2 separate regions of the Homo sapiens genome follow, and region 1 is linked to region 2. The links are chromatin contacts, found by Hi-C or POLR2A ChIA-PET in ENCODE. All regions are on one chromosome and are shown on one strand. Each heading gives the region's core, a stretch centred on a gene start or an enhancer-like site at or near the end of the contact. The rest is flanking DNA. Distances are from core to core; before and after follow the strand shown.

Region 1 (3,326 bases), core at 675-3,174, 200 kb before region 2:
CGGTGAGCAGGTCTATGCAAACCTACCTCCAAAGGCCCAGGGAGCTGAGAGGCCAAAGAAAGAGGCTGACAAACACAGTGATCAGAAGGAAACATTTAATAGGGACTTACGAACAGAAACCATGTCTCAGGCAGCCTCCAGATGACATGGTGGATCCCTACAATGTTATACCCCAAGACCCAGGGCTTATATACCATAGGGAATTTGCATAAGGGCAGGATTTATGGTAAGTATGTGTTTCAGTAATGTTGAGGCTTTCACTTAAGGGTAAGATTTACAGTAAGTTCATGAAAGTAGAAGTCTTTGGCTGGTCAGAGTGGCTCACGCCTGTAATCCCAACACTGTGGGAGGCTGATGAGGGTGGATCACTTTGAGGCCAGAAGTTCAACACCAGCCTGGCCAATATGGTGAAACTCTGTCTCTACTAAAAATATAAAAATTACTCGGAGGCTAGATGCGGTAGCTCATGTTTGTAATCCCAGTGCTTTGGGAGGCCCAGGTGGATGAATCATTTGAGGTCAGGAGTTCGAGACCAGCCTGGCCAACATGGTAAAACCCCATCTCTACTAAAAATACAAAAATTAGCCAGTGTGGTGACAAGTGCCTGTAGTCCCAGCTACTTGGGAGGCTGAGGGAGGAGAATTGCTTGAACCCGGGAGGCAGAGGTTGCAGTCAGCTGAGATCCTGCCATTGCACTTCAGCCCGGGCGACAAGAGCAAAACTCTGTCTTAAAAATAAAATAAAATAAAATAAAATAAAATAAAATAAAATAAAATAAAATAAAATAAAATAAAAATTAGCCAGGCATGGTGGTGCACACCTGTAATCCCAGCTACTTGGGAGGCTAAGGCAGGAGAATTGCTTGAACCTGGGAGGCAGAAGTTGCAGTGAGCTGAGATGGTGTCATTGCACTCCAGCCTGGGTGACAAAGTGAGACTTTGTCTCAAAAAAAAAAAAAAAAAAAAAAGATAGATGAGGTCTGCAGGATTGATATCATGAGATACAGGTCATAAAGACCCTGCTGATAAAATAGGATGTGGTCAAGAAGTCAGCCCAGGACAGGTGCGGTGGCTCATGCCTGTAATCCCAGGACTTTGGGAGGCCAAGGCAGGCAGACCACAAGGTCAGGAGGTCGAGACCAGCCTGATCAACATGGTGAAACCCCGTCTCTACTAAATATACAAAAATTAGCTGGGTGTGGTGGCACGTGCCTGTATCCCAGCTACTCAGGAGGCTGAGGCAGGAGAATTACTTGAACCTGGGAGGTGGAGATTGCAGTGAGCTGAGACTGTGCCACTGCACTCCAGCCTGGGTGACAGAGTGAGACTCTGTCTCAAAAAAAAAAAAAGAACTCAGCCCAAACCAGCCAAAACCAAGATGGCAATGAAAGTGACCTCTGGTAGTCCTCCCTACTCAGTATACATTAATTATAATACATTAGCATGCTAAAAGACACTCTCATCAGCGCCATGACAGTTTACAAATGCCACAGCCACATCCAGAAGTTAGCCTATGTAGTCTATTCCTTTATTTATTTATTTTAGTTTAGTTTAGTTTATTGAGACAGGGTCTTGCTCTGTCACCCAGGCTGGAGTGCAGTGGCACAATCTTGGCTCACCACAACCTCTGCCTCCGGCTTCTCCTGCCTCAGCTGCCTGAGTAACTGGGAGTACAGGAGCACATCATCACGCCCAGCTAATTTTTGTATTTTTAGTAGAGACAGGATTTCTCCATGCTTGCCAGGCTGTCCTTGAACTCCTGACCTCAAGTGATCTGCCAGCCTTGGCCTTCCAAAGTGCTGAGATTACAGGCATGAGCCACCATGCCTGGCCCAGAAGTTTACCTATATAGTCTAAAAAGGGGAGGAACCCTCATTCTGGAAATCACCCACCCCTTTCCTGGAAACTCATGAATCACCTGCAACGGAAATTCAGTGATGAGTAACTCAGAGGAGCGGTTAGAACTTAGGGCTTATATAGAGGCCAGGCTCAGTGGCTCATGCCTGTAATCCCAGCACTTTGGGAGGCCAAGGCAGGCAGATCACCTGGGGCCAGGAGTTTGAGACAAACCTGAGCAACATGGTGAAACCCCATCTCTACTAAAAATACAAAAATTAGCCAGGCGTGGTGGTGGGCACCTGTAGTAATCACAGCAGCTACTCGGGAGGCTGAGGCACAAAAATCACTGGAACCGGGGAGGCAGAGGTTGCAGTGAGCCGAGATAGCACCACTGCACTCCAGCCTGGGCAGCAGAGTGAGACTCTGTCTCAAAAATAAAGCAAAAGACGGCCGGGCACGGTGGCTCATGCCTCTAATCCCAGTACTTCAGGAGGCCGAAACGGGTAGATCACCTGAGGTCAGGAGTTCTAGACCAGCCTGGCCAACATGGTGAAACCCCGCTTCTACTAAAAATACAAAAATTAGCCACGCGTGGTGGTGGGCACCTGTAATCCCAGCTACTTGAGGGGGCGAAGCAGGAGAATTGCTTGAATCCGGGAGACAGAGGTTGCAGTGAGCCAAGATGGCAACACTGCATTCCAGCCTGGGGGAGAAGAGCAAGACTTTGTCTCAAAAAATAAAAAAATAAAAAAAATAAGACACATGTGGAGGGAAAAAAGAAGAAAAGAGGCCAGGCACGGTGGCTCACACCTATAATCCCAGCACTTTGGGACGACCAGGAGGGAGGACTGCTTGAGACCAGGAGCTCGAGACCAGTGTAGGCAGCACAGTGAGACCCCTGTCTCTACAAAAAAAATTGGCAGGGCATGGCGGTGTGCCAGCTACTCAGGAGACTGAGGCAGGAGGATCTCTTGAGCCCAGGAGGTTGAGGCTGCAGTGAGCTATGATTGTGCCACTGAGACCCTGTCTCAAAGAAAAAAGAAATGTTGTGTCCGGAATTTATTCTTTCCGGTGGGTTCCTGGTCTCGCTGACTTCAAGAATGAAGCTGTGGACCCTTGCGGTGATTGTTACAGCTCTTAAAGATGGTTTGTCCAGAGTTTATTCCTTCAGATGTTCAGATGTGTCCGGAGTTTCTTCCTTCCGGTGGGTTCGTGGTCTCGCTGACTTCAGGAGTGAAGCCACAGACCTTCGCAGTGAGTGTTACAGCTCTTAAACGTGGCGCGTCCAGAATTGTTTGTTCCTCCCAGTGGGTTCGTGGTCTCGCTGACCTCAGGAATGAAGCCATAGACCCTTGCCGTGAGTGTTACAACTCATAAAGGTAGTGCAAACCCAGAGTGAGCAGCAGCAAGATTTATTGTGAAGAGCGAAAGAACAAAGCTTCCACAGCATGGAAGGGGACCCAAGCTGGTTGCCACTGCTGGCTTGGG
Region 2 (3,555 bases), core at 414-2,913:
TTTGCCGTGTCCCATTGCATTTCTGTTGGGCTCACTAGTTTTTAAGTAGCCCCAAACTCTTGAAATCTCAGTTAATTAAATCGAACAGAAAACATTTTTTTGAGGGGGGAGAGAAAACACTATTTAAAAATACATGTATATGTATATATTTTTATTTTTTTCTTCTGAAAGGAAAGTGCTTTTGAAGCCGAGTATAATGCAGAAGTCGCTCTTTGATCAGAAACTTCATTGCTTTACTGTGGAATAAACAAGTTTAAAAATAAAATGAATTTGATGGACTTGATTTGAGGCTACTTAAGTGACAAATGAAATTTTCTTCTTGGACCGAACTACTGTTATTTTGCCAGAGTAGCTAAAATGCGGAGGTACTCTTGACGATTGTTTTACGTTTAAATTGTTAAAAGAATTTTTTAGTGTGGGATGCTGTCTTCCTTGTTTCTCCTCTCTTGTTTACTCAACTCTTGTTTTCTGAAACTGTAGGGAGACCTGCTTGACCACTTTTTGTTTGCTGAGAAGGAAACTCCTGTAATAGGTTACTTTGTTTTACTTGCAGCCCTTAAGCGTCCCTGGCGCACATGTGCCCCGCGCTCTGTGGGCATTGTTTGGCTGGAGGCCTCTCAGCCACACGGAAAATCTAAAAAATGGTCTGTGAATGAACACGGGTGTCTACAGAGAAATTCCATTTTCCCTTTGTGCCTCTGTGTTTTAAGATTGAGACACTGAGTAAAAGTTGAGAACAGATTTAACAAAGTCCTCACAATTCTGTGCCAAAATTACTGTTTTGAGTTCTGGCTTTTTTTTTTTTTTCCTCTTTCTGGAAACTCCAAATTTAAAGTAGACATGATTTGAAACCTTACAGATGGGAACAATATCCCATGTAAGCACGTTGATCTGTGGGCAATTATTTCCAGAAGCACAACCAACTCTACATTTTTATGCATGTGTTAGACTTGGGCTCTGAGAGGCAGTTGCCTTTCTGAATATTTACATTGCCTAGTAAATTACACAAGGCAGATTTTTAGATGCTTAACAGCAGCTTCACAATAGTGTGGGGGCAGCAGAGTTGAGCTTGTATTTTTTTTTTCTAACTCTGTAATTTAGTAGTGTTTAAACTATTTTATAAAGATCCCTGGGACCAGTGAAAGATGGTTTTTCAGTCCAGAGCAGTTGAGCGCTCATTGTACTCCGGCAGGCGCTGGCGCTTGGCAGGCTGCACTTGAAATGTTATTTGATCTGGTTGCATGATAGAATTGACCAAGATTACACTTTTTCCCTCCCCGTGGCTGATGAAAGCAATGCATCTGCGAGAAGTGTTCAATAACATATTTAAAGACTTAACCCACATTCATTCACTCTAAGATTTCCAGAAAAAGGCCGTTTAGATTTTTGTCTTGTTTTGTGGTTTTTGCATTTATGAATTGAGGCAAGAGCTGACGTAATGTAGCTGTACCACTTCCTTTGTGTGTGTGTTTTTATAGCGTATAGGATATGTTACAATCTACATGGTTGTGATTATTTTTGAAATGCCTGAGAGAGGGAGGGAGGGAGTGTGTGCGTGTGTGTGTGTGTGTGTGTGTGTGTGTGTGTGTGTATTCCCCTCACCCCCATCCCGGTGCCTTCAGCTATATGGCAATTCATTTTTTACATTGTAGGTTAGGGGAGGGAAGACTGTGATGGTAAACCCCATCAACGTATCAGTAAGGCTCAGTGAATTGCCTGTGTGTGATGCAGACTAGCTTTTCATTTTAACTAGTGCAACTGTGTACAGCTGTTAGGTCAGAATGCATTGGCTGCTCCTACAGGGTAGTTTTATCTTACACTGAAGGTTTTATGGACTTGACTGGTTGTGTTTCTTAATCCCTCTCCCATGCCACCGTGCTTGCTTTTAAGCAAGTGATAGAACAAGACAAGCTTTTGTTTACTTATTTAATAGTTGACTTGTGAGAGATTTATTTTTGATTTTGAGGAAATTGGTAAACCATGTAACTTATTAGTAGGTATTATATTTACCATGCTTTTCCAAGGCCAAAGGGTTTTGCTTGCTATTGTGTAGGCTGAGAAGCCGATGGAGCCATCCATTTTATAATGACATAGGAAGCCAATATTTTGTGTAAAAATCAACAATGAAAAATGGGTTCTTTGTTAACTAGTCTAGGATTAGTTTGTAAAACTCAAGCAGAAATAAATGTTGGCATCATTGGAGATAAGGTGGCTAGAATGTTTCCCCCTTGTCTCTTACCTCTCGTTACATTGTACAAAAGGACTTGAGCAACCCATTGACCAACAGCAGTTTGGCCATGGGCTGGGTGGCACATAGAAGCTTTTAGACGTGTCTGCTCAGGGGCATGTGTGGCCAACTTGATATTTTATAGTGTTATTGTTTCAAGTTATTAGAAAGTATTTATGAGTAGATTTGAGTCTTTTCAGGCTTTTCAGGCTGTAACATAGATTGTAATGTGACTGACATGGGTTCTCAGTGGTCTGGTCTCTTTACTGTCTGCTTTCCTGTTGAGTAGATACTACTGTCCAGAGCTGTTATTATCTACTGCATTTATTTTTATTTTTATTTTTTTTGAGTTGGAGTCTCACTCTGTCACCCAGGCTGGAGTGCAATGGCATGGTCTCGGCTCACTGCAGCCTCCGTCTCCCGGGTTCAAGTGATTCTCCAGCCTCAGCCTCCTGAGTAGCTGGGACTACAAGCGTGTGCCACCACGCCTGGCTAATTTTTGTATTTTTAGTAGAGATGGGGTTTCACTATGTTGGCGAGGTTGGTCTCGAACTCCTGACCTTGTGATCCACTCGCCTCGGCCTCCCAAAGTGCTGGTATTACAGGCATGAGCCACTGCGCCTGGGCTATCCATTGCATTTTTAAAAAGGAGCAAAAGTCGTAGAAACAAACTTGATTGAAATCTGTTTATGACTAAAGCTGATATTATAAATGTGGTACCTTTGTGTCAGAGGCCCAGTTTGCTGATAGAAGATGGGGGCTGAGGGTTGTTGGGGCGGAGTGGGATCTCGTGGGGGTGGCTGGGTAGAAAGAGAGCTTGTCTTAGACTAAGATACTTTTTAATTCATTGGAGAAATTGGTCCATCTTCAGACAACCTGGAATGAAGCAGTAGAGTGCAGTATTTTCTAGAAAACGTGATAATTTCATTGTAACTTATATAGAAAATGTTTTCTCTAATTAAAAGAAGTTAAAACATTCAGATTGGCAACAGACTGCTGAATCCAAGGAATAATGGAGGGAAGTAGGTATCCTACATCCAATTCAAACAGGTTATATCACAAGTTCATTTGTAAGTCTTTTTCCAGGTTGTTATCCAATTCCACATATTAATGATGATTGGGGTCTTAGACTTTCCCTCTAAAATCTAATTAATCCATGAAATAGTTGACATACTTAAATATTTGTAATAAAACAGAATAATGTTGATGCTTAGTCAATAGGAAAATTAGCATAATTTTACTCAATTTTTAATGTTATCATTGAACTCTGGTGTAATTCATTAATTTATTCAGTACAGCGTAGTGGTAAATAGTTAGGCTGTCTGAGT

What was found. A loop is a pair of places that touch in the nucleus more often than their neighbours do. ChIA-PET counts read pairs that join two places held with the same protein, here RNA polymerase II (POLR2A). Pooled maps may share reads with other maps.
Region 1: a pooled map shows a loop between it and region 2 (6-fold over the local background). The contact joins two enhancer-like sites. A Hi-C loop is called at or near these places in 4 of 50 pooled maps. POLR2A ChIA-PET finds 5 or more read pairs at or near these places in 5 of 52 experiments (CD8-positive, alpha-beta memory T cell, H1, activated CD4-positive, alpha-beta T cell and 2 more).

What each region holds. Positions count from the first base shown.
Region 1 is chr1:8,898,674-8,901,999 of GRCh38, reverse strand. No RefSeq gene overlaps it. Among named protein-coding and RNA genes, the nearest start is that of ENO1-AS1, 22 kb to the right of the region's middle. Within about 2 kb of position 1,924, at least 9 of the 41 ENCODE cell types and tissues checked have a DNase peak (open chromatin) inside an H3K27ac peak, as active enhancers do.
Region 2 is chr1:8,699,324-8,702,878 of GRCh38, reverse strand. All of the region lies in intron 1 of RERE (arginine-glutamic acid dipeptide repeats), which reads left to right. Among named protein-coding and RNA genes, the nearest start is that of RERE, 120 kb to the left of the region's middle. RefSeq lists a silencer at 1,561-1,660. Within about 2 kb of position 1,663, at least 29 of the 41 ENCODE cell types and tissues checked have a DNase peak (open chromatin) inside an H3K27ac peak, as active enhancers do.